Linked DNA regions of Homo sapiens: region 1 is linked to region 2. The links are chromatin contacts, found by Hi-C or POLR2A ChIA-PET in ENCODE. All regions are on one chromosome and are shown on one strand. The core of a region is the stretch at or near the end of the contact, and the rest is flanking DNA. Distances in the headings are between cores, read along the strand shown.

What was found. Hi-C counts contacts between places; a loop is a spot of excess contacts on that map. ChIA-PET counts read pairs that join two places held with the same protein, here RNA polymerase II (POLR2A). Pooled maps may share reads with other maps.
Region 1: a map of CD8-positive, alpha-beta T cell shows a loop between it and region 2 (2.8-fold over the local background). The contact joins the promoter of EIF4EBP3 here to the promoter of PFDN1 in region 2. A Hi-C loop is called at or near these places in 1 of 168 maps with a recorded cell type or tissue (CD8-positive, alpha-beta T cell) and 5 of 50 pooled maps. POLR2A ChIA-PET finds 5 or more read pairs at or near these places in 3 of 52 experiments (MCF 10A, WTC11 and activated naive CD4-positive, alpha-beta T cell).

What each region holds. Positions count from the first base shown.
Region 1 is chr5:140,544,331-140,548,930 of GRCh38, forward strand. It overlaps EIF4EBP3 (eukaryotic translation initiation factor 4E binding protein 3), which reads left to right and starts at 3,332. Exons shown (of 3, transcript NM_003732.3): 1 at 3,332-3,510; 2 at 4,576-4,600. The coding sequence starts at 3,408. ANKHD1-EIF4EBP3 (ANKHD1-EIF4EBP3 readthrough) reads left to right here. Exons shown (of 36, transcript NM_020690.6): 35 at 4,576-4,600. RefSeq lists enhancers at 2,279-2,987, 2,988-3,694, 3,455-3,544, 3,695-4,402.
Region 2 is chr5:140,300,715-140,305,096 of GRCh38, forward strand. It overlaps PFDN1 (prefoldin subunit 1), which reads right to left and starts at 2,387. Exons shown (of 4, transcript NM_002622.5): 1 at 2,327-2,387. The coding sequence starts at 2,359. RefSeq lists an enhancer at 2,124-2,403 and a silencer at 2,292-2,496.

The sequences.
Region 1 (4,600 bases), core at 2,082-4,581, 240 kb after region 2:
GTGCCCAGGCTTCTACACTGTATCTTCTCCCCAGATGATCTCATCCCACATTTATTTATTTATAAATAGAGATAGGGTCTTGCTGTATTGCCCAGGTCTTGAGCTCCTGGGCTCAAGCGGTCCTCCCACCTCAGCCTCCCAAAATGCCAGAATTAACAGATGTGAGCTACCGATCCTAGCCCATCCCCACACTCTTGAATTTCACACCACCCAAATTTGAGCCACTAACTCAGAGTTCTCCCCATGGCTTCACTATATCTAGCTTCCTCCTGTGCTCCATCTGAACACATATTATTCATTCCCTCATATAAGATATGCTGCTCTTCTTGTTTTCCCTATCATATTAGTTGGTGCTACTAGCCACCAAGACTCTCAAGCCAAAAGACTGAAAATTATCCTAGTTTACACTTTCCCTCACCCCACTCTTAATCAGTCACTTTATTCTTCCTCTGTGTATCTGAATCTCATCCACTTCTCTCCATCCTCACAGCCATCGCCCGTTTGCCCACCTGGTTTCACTAGACTGGACTCTACCCTCAAATCTCACCATCCTCCACCCTATTCTCCCATTCCCCCTGTCAGACACTTCCTCACGTTGCATAAAAGGTTAGTTATCATAAATGATTCACTACAATCTGTTCCCAAGCTTTACCCTCCAGCACTGCTAAGACACTTCATTTTGGCATGCACCATTTTGTAAGATACTCAAAATCCTTTTCGGGACAATAAAATATACATACCCTTGATACCTGAAGTGTGTTTCTGAGGCCCTGAAGCGTTTGCATTACTGTATTAAAAACTCACAGTTGCAGTCAGGCCCGGTGGCTCATGCCTGTAACTCCAGCACTTTGGGAGGCCAAGCCAGGCAGATCACTGGAGATCAGGAGTTCGAGACCAGCTTGGCCAAGATAGTGAAACCTGATGTCTGCTAAAAATACAAAAAATTAGCCCGGTGCGGTGGTGGGTTCCTGTAATTCCAGCTACTCAGGAGGCTGAGGCAGGAGAATCGCTTGAACCCAGGAGGCAGAGGTTGCAGTGAGCTGAGATCATGCCACTGAACTCTAGCCTGGGTGACAGAGCAAGACTCCATCTTAAAAAAAAAAAAAAACCAGCCAGGTGTGGTGGCTTATGCCTGTAATCGTAGCACTTTGGGAGGCCGAGGCAGGCTGATCACCTGAGGTCGGGAGTTCAAGACCAGCCTGACCAACATGGAGAAACTCTGTTTCTACTAAAATTACAAAATTAGCTGGGTGTGGTGGTACATGCCTGTAATCCCAACTACTCAGGAGGCTGAGGCAGGAGAATCGCTTAAACCCGGGAATCGGAGGTTGCGGTGAGCCAAGATCATGCCATTTGGGCGGCAAGAGCGAAACTCCATCTCAAAAAAAAAAAAAAAAAATCCACAACTGGCTGGGCACGGTGGCTCATGCCTGTAATTCTTGTTTCGGAGGATGCCTGTTTGGGAGGATCGCTTGGGCCCACAAGTTTGAGACCAGCCTGGGCAACATAGTGAGACCCCGCCTTTACAAAAAATTTAAAAATTAGCCAGGTACAGTGGCATGCACCTGTGGTCCCAGCTATTGAGGACACTGAAGTGGGAGGGTCACCTGAGCCCAGGAGGTTGAGGCTGCAGTGAGCCATGATTGTACCACTACACTCCAGCTTGGGTGACAGTGAGACCCTGTGTCAAAAAAAAAAAAAAATCCAAAATCTCACCCAGACCAATACTGTATCAGAATTATCATTTTAACAATATCTCCAGATGATTTATATGCACATTAAAGTTTGAGAAGCTGGCCAGGTGTGGTGGCTCACACCAGCACTTTGGGAGGCCGAGGCAGATAGGTTACTTGAGCTCAGGAATTCGAGACCAGCCTGGGCAACATGGTGAAACCTTGTCTCTATAAAAAATCCAAAAATTAGCCCGGTGTGGTGGTGGGCACCTGTGGTCCCAGCTACTCAGGAGGCTGAGGTGGGAGGATGGCCTGAACCCAGGAGGCAGAGTTTGCATTGAGCTGAGATTACACCACTGCATTCCAGCCTAGGCAGCAGAGCAAAACCCTATCTCAGAAAATAAATAGTTTGAGAAGCAATCTTTTTTTAAATGAGTGAAGAAATCAGACCTAAGGAGAAATCTGATGAAGCCAGAGCTGAGTTAATATTGATAAATGGATGCAGTCAGGTGGTCTATACTTAATTTTTGGTGAGGGGAAGGGACAGTGGAGGCAGTATTGATTTTGAGGAAGCCAAACAGGACAGCCTGATGAATTCAAGATTTCCAGCATATATACATCTTCACCAATCCCACCACCTTGCTCCAGCCTGTCATATCACTGTGTCTACATAAAAAAAAAAAACAAAAAAAAAACTCCAAGGCCAAACTCTCTGACCTTTCTTTCCTTCTAAAGACCAAGCCCTCCTCACTAGCCCCCTGCCCCTCCTTAGTTAACTGGCAAAGAGATCAAAGGGCAGGCCTTCTGACTGGTGATGCCTCAGCTGTAGCCCCCAAACTTGACTCATCCTTTTATTAGTCCAGGTACCACTTCTTCAGAAAGATGACCAGCCCTCACTGACCTTCCCCTTCCTGCTGTGCTCCAGGCCATCAAGGCATGTGTCACCCAGGCTGGAGTGCAGTGGTGCAATCTCCGCTCACTGCAACCTCCGCCTCCTGGGTTCAACCTATCCTTCCACCTCAGCTTCCCGAGTAGCTGGGTCTACAGGCGCATGCTGCCGCACCCGGCTAATTTTTGTATTTTTAGTAGAGTCTAGGTTTCACCATGTTGCCCAGGCTGGTCTCAGACTCCTGGGCTCAAGCTATCCACCCGCCTTAGCCTCCCAAAGTGCTGGGATTACAGGCCGTGAGCCACCGCACCCGGCCTTGTACTGTTACTGTTTATGGGAGGCAGTACACAGCTGGGCTTAAGGGCACAGTCCTGGAATCAGATGCAGTCAGATTTGAATCCCAGCTTCCCTTCCTGCAAGATGTGTGACTTTGGCTAATCATAGTGCTTTACTATCCAAAAGTTGGCAAGGAATGGGTGAACTAATACAGGATAAAAACGCTTGCCCTACTTCACCTGCCCCCAGCTCCCGGCTATAAACAGTAAATAGCTGAGCTGCTGCAGCACTCAGGCAGGTTGGCCAGCGCTGGGCCAGCAGGAACTGGAAGCTGGTGTGGGGCCTGGGACTTTGGACGCATTTCCAGCTTTCTCTGAACCGGGCTGGCTTCCTAGCAGATAGGGCGGGACCGTCGGGTTGAGTGACGGCCGGTGGCCCGCCCTGGGCGTGACGTTGTTCTAGTGTTGTTGCCAGCAGCTGCACGTGGTCGGCTGAGTCCGCCTCAGACTCAGAGCTGCGCTCCTCGACCTCAACGCCAGGCGGTTACTTTGCTGCTCCTCCCGCTCGCTATGTCAACGTCCACTAGCTGCCCGATTCCCGGGGGCCGGGACCAGCTGCCCGACTGCTACAGCACCACGCCGGGGGGCACGCTATACGCCACTACCCCCGGAGGTCAGCGGGCCGGGCAGGGGTCCGCAGGCTGCGGACATATTAGCGCGTGCGTGTTGTTGCGGGGCGGGGGTAGGGGAGGGACAGACCTAAGACTTGTCCGCAGGCCCCTCTACAGGTTGTAGCTTTGGGGGAGAATGTTTGGAGCGGAAGCTCAGTTCCCAAAAACTTCTAAGTGATGCAACAAGGCCATGAGCCTAGCTTCCGGGTGTTTGGGCTGTAATCCTTCACTGTGGCCTGGGTTCTTGGAGCCTTACACACGCTCCTTACCCCTCGCGACTTTGCTTCCTAGGAATAGGGGCCAGGGCCCCCTACTGAGCGTGACCTCAGCCGGAAGCACCGGGTCTTGAGAAGTGGAGTAGTTAGAACAGTTGGGGCAGTTGCTCCGTTTTTGTGCTGCTGGCTGGCGTCTGTTTGGTTGGGCGAGCAGCCTGGGATCACGAGCTGCTGGGCTCCCGACCCAGGGATTCCTGCCACGCGGAAGCGGAGGGGAGGAACAGGGCAGGACCCTTTGAGGACATTATGCGGGCCAAGTTCCTCTGAGCTAGTGTGAACCTTATAGGACCTGGGAGGGGTCAGGATTAGAACAGTACGTTTCTCCTCCCTGCAGGAGATAGCCCAGGTAACAGCACTGGGTGGAACCCTTCACAACTGCTATTTCACTTCTTGAACCACCTGAGGCTGTTAGTCTAGGTCTCACCTTCACTGGTGAGACCAAAGCAGAGGTTTCAGAGTGGTAGAGGAGCAGCATGAAGTACCTGAACTCAAAGTTTGGTGTTCCTCTTAGAGCCAAGATCTGAAGCTCTCCCAAACATAAAGCCCCTGCCTATACCAGCTGGGATGCCCCCCTTGCTTTATACCCACATCTTGGTTAGGTCTGGAAGATTTTAAGCACTATGAAGGCTTGTCTGCTGAGAACCTAGCTGGGCTTCAGAGCCGATGTCCTTTGATACACAGGGAAATTTGACACCACCCTCACCTCCAGGCCCCAAAAGGCCTGAGTCTGGGACCCCAGTCACCTCGGTACCCAAGCTCCTGACTCTTACCTCAGTCCCAACCCCTTGACAGGCACCAGGATCATCTACGACCGAAA
Region 2 (4,382 bases), core at 1,137-3,636:
TCAACATAACTGTAAACAATCAAGTCACCATACTAAATACTGAATTTACAATCATCAGAAGATACAATCAGTGTGAAGCAAATCAAATGCATATTAAGTAATAACCATATTAAGTAGCAAGTACTCAAGGAGTAGTAAAAGAAATAAATGCAATAGTCAAGGATGAAATCCAGAGATTCAAAACAAGAACCATAAAAGTAATAACTCACTACATTTGTATTGCACAATTAGGTTTCAAAGCACTTTCTCACATTAGTTTGAAATATTAACATGGGAATATTAATATAAGAATATTAATGAGGAAATATAATAAATATCTCATTTATGCCTCTCAGTAATTCCATGAGTTAGCATTGGCAGTCTCATCATCCACAATTTACAAATTAAGTAACCAAATGAGTTAAGAGATAAAAGTGGCTTGCACAAGGTTGAACAACTACTGGGGGGAAGGCAGGTGTTATTTAAATCCATTTCTTCTAACCCCTTAGTTCAGCAATCTTTCCATTCCACTGTCTATAGTAATATTCATAATATGAACATTTTTAAGAGGAAGACCAAGAAAGAGAGTGAGAAAAAATGCAAAGCACTGGCAAAAGAATTGCATCATGATCTTCATCCACAGATACCAGGCCAAATTTGACCCTTGCGTACACTTACTTAACTGGAAGATAAACAGTTCTTGGATACTTTTGTTGAAGTGCCTGGAATGACTTTCACATGCTGTTAAATTTGTGCCTTAATAACATCTGTGACTGCAATGCACAGCAAAGGCTACTACATAATTTTTATTGTGACCTTGTTTTCACCTACTAGTAAGGTTTTGAAAGATTTACTTTGGGGAAGGGGAGGGGCCTGAAATTTCCTATTTGTCTCCACCCAAAAAAAGGACCCTGTAAAAACATTAGAAGATAAAACCTTTAAACAAGTTTTTTAATTAATTGGTTATCAAAATTATTCATTTTAAGTTTGTAATCATTTTCTTAGTTTGCATTCACCGCCCGCAAGTTTCAAATGTAGCAATAAATTCAAAAGTACCGGGAGGCAAATCCATTCACTAAACCCTGATTTAAATCGGTACTTTTAACAGAAGAAAAGGTAAATTTTTAGAATGCACAATTTTGTTTTGAAATGTAAAATTCCAGGTATCATCTGACTGCTCTATACAGCTTGCTAAGGAAGCTAGTATACCATTAAAGATGAGCTAGTATACTGTTAAAGATTAGAGACTCCACCTAAGAGCTAAATTTACAAGATTCAAGACAAGAAGAACAAAAGCAAGACACAAACACATAATATCCTCACAACACTAACAAAAGCTTCATTTGTTAGAAGCAACAGCTATTTCGGCTGTCCTATTTCTTTTACACAAGTTGACCACAGGCAGTCTTAACTAAGATGTTGCTCATCTGAAGAACTCAAAATAGTGGTCAAAAAAGTGTGAGATAAGGCAGAGAATACTGGATTCTAGTCCCAACTTCTGACAGACTTTTCTGGCACTGGTTCCTTTTCCAGAAAAGTAGATTTAAAATAGATAAATTCTAGGGTCCTTTCCAATCCACCCCACCGCACAAAGCATACTGGTTTGGGGTCATTAGTGGTGTTAGAATGCTGATCATTCTTAGATAGCAAAAATCTGAATAACAACACATTTATAAGCAACTGAGGAAAACAGGAAACCCAATTCCTTCCGATACCGGTTTTATTTGGAAAACTTTACTGGTTTTGTTTTGTTTTTGACAATTCCTTCAAAAGAAGGAGGTTTTGTTTTGTTTTGTTTGACGAGTCCTTCAAAAGAAGTGGAGGGGGGGCAAAATCCTGAAATGAACATTGCTGCTACAATGCTTGGTTTTCCGAACTGTAGATATTGCAACTTTCAAGGTACAGAACCGAATAAATGGCCTAAAAACAAAGGTTGGACTTGGAGTTTTTCAAAGCAAATGAGGCAGAATTACGGATGCCACAGCTCAGGCAAGGGGTCCGAAGGGACCCCCATTTGAAATGCTCTCTTTAGTTCTTACTATGAAAGTGAGTCCCTGAAGCCTCCAAACGCAACGAAATGTCTCTGGAGCTCAGAAAGACTGGACAAGCCCGAGACAGGCCCGCAGACTTACCCGACCCAGACCAACCGGCTCCTACCCAGCAAGAGCCGCTCGCCCCCCACCCCGTTTATGGAGACCCAGTGAGGCCTTAGGACTCTGGGAAACCATTCCCTAGTCCACTGGACCCTCCTTCCTTCTGCAAGGCTCGTGCCTCACTTGATATTCTTGTCTATAGTCCCCTCAGCCTCCAAAAAGAAGACCTCCGCCTGCCAAAGACCCTCTTTTACCTTCTTCAGCTCTAGATCCACGGGGGCGGCCATCTTGGTGCACTGTAAGCGCCTGCGCAGTGGGAGTTGGACTGAAATAGGGTGGGGAAGGGCGCGTCTTACTTTGTGCGCCGGTCTTTCTTCTGCGCCTGCGCATGAGTTGGACTAACCGGGCTTCTTATCTTTCTCTGAGAATTGACTCCTGAAATATTTGGGTTTCGGATTCCGTGTCTTCACTACCTGACCGGTCAGGTCTGGCTTGCTCCTCCGTATCTTCCAGACATAGCCCAACGCGCAGATTTCCCATGTGGCTTTAAGCAGTTTGCCAGCTAGCTTAATATGTGCTGCTAAATTGAGATGTATGTAGATGAGGTCAAACCCTCATCAGTCGATCAGTCCTTCAGCTAGTCGCTGTGCTCTCAGGAATGAGTAAGAGTAAGTCCAGAACCTCAGGCATGACAGTTTGGGAAAGACTATTGGAAAGCTTGTCTGGAGTGTTCTTTCCAAAACGAACTTATTACTTCCAAAAGCTTCCCAAAGACATTCTAGGCACAGTGGTTCTCAAGAGAGGCTGAATACGTTTGTTTAAAAACAAAAAAATGCAGGTTCTCTGGGTCTCATCTCAAACGTACTCAGAATCTTTGAGAATGGGGTCTGGAAATTTGCACTTTTGCAGACTACCCCAGTGACCTAATGGTGCAACTCCTCCGCGGATCACTTTTTTGAGAATCTCTGCCATAAAAGGACCTGGCATTTGAACCAGAATAGATAATAATTGACTTTTGGAAATGGAAAAAAAAGTTAACCTACTCTAAAAACTGTTATGCTAAGAGAAAGTGCTACATAAATAATTAGGAAATTTATTTTATTTTTTAAAAAAAGAAAGAAAGAGAGAAAGAAAACAAACTGTTAGGGAGATGAAAGGGCAGGGAATTTGGAACCAGCCTAATCTAGATTCAAGGCTTGGTCTGCCTTTAGCCTATGTCTGGTTCCATTTACTAATTGTGTGACTTTAAGCAAGTCACTTGGATATTTTGTGGGGTTTTTTTTTTTTTTTGTACGTTTGTTTGTTTCTTGAGACAGGATCTTGCTCTGTCACCCAGGCTCGAGTGCAATGGTGCAATCACGACTCACTCCAGCCTCTACCTCCCGCGCTCAAGCGATCCTCCCACCTCAGCCTCGTGAGTAGCGCTGGGACTACAGGCGCGCGCCACCCACACTCAGCTAATTTTTATATTTTTGTACAGACGGGTTTTCACCTTGTTGCCCAAGCTGGTCTCAAACTCCTGAGCTCAAACAATCCGCTCGCCTTGGTCGCCCAAAGTGCTGTAGTGCTTTGATATTAAAGGCTTGAGCCACCGCACCCGGCCACATTTTTTTTTTTTTTTTTTTTTTGAGCCAGGGTCTCGCTCTGTCACCCAGGCTGGAATGCAGTGGCACGATCTCGGCTCACTGCAACCTCTGCCTCCCAGGATCAAGTGATTCTCCTGCCTCAGCCTCCCGAGTAGCTGGGATTACAGGCGCCTGCCACCACGCCCGGCTAATTTTTGTAGTTTTGGTAGAGACGGGTTTCACCGTGTTGCCCAGGCTGGTCTCCAACTCCCAGCCTCAAGTGATCCGCCTGCCTCGGCCTCCCAAAGGGCTGGGATTACAGGCAAGCCACCACGTCCAGCATCTGCCACCTATTTTTAATGAGCTTCAGTCTTCTCATGTTTGAGAGTGACCATATTGACCTAACAGGGTTATTGTGAGAAATAAATGAGATCAGGATAAAAAGCTCCAAACATAGCTCCATGCACACAAGTAGATACTCAATAAATCACTGGTGTTAATCGCCGTCCTGTTTGTCTTTCAAAGTCCAGCAAATGGGCACTACATCCCCCATCACACAGAGCAAAGATAATCTCTCCTCTGAACTCCCCTCACAACATCTATTTCTCTCTCAAGGCATATAACACTGTCTACCTTTTTTTAGAAAACATTTTTCTTAGACTGTAAGCTCCTTGAAATCAAGAACTATGGAATAATGGTTCTTCCACCTCTTGTACCTAGAACACCTGTCACAGTGCATCACGGG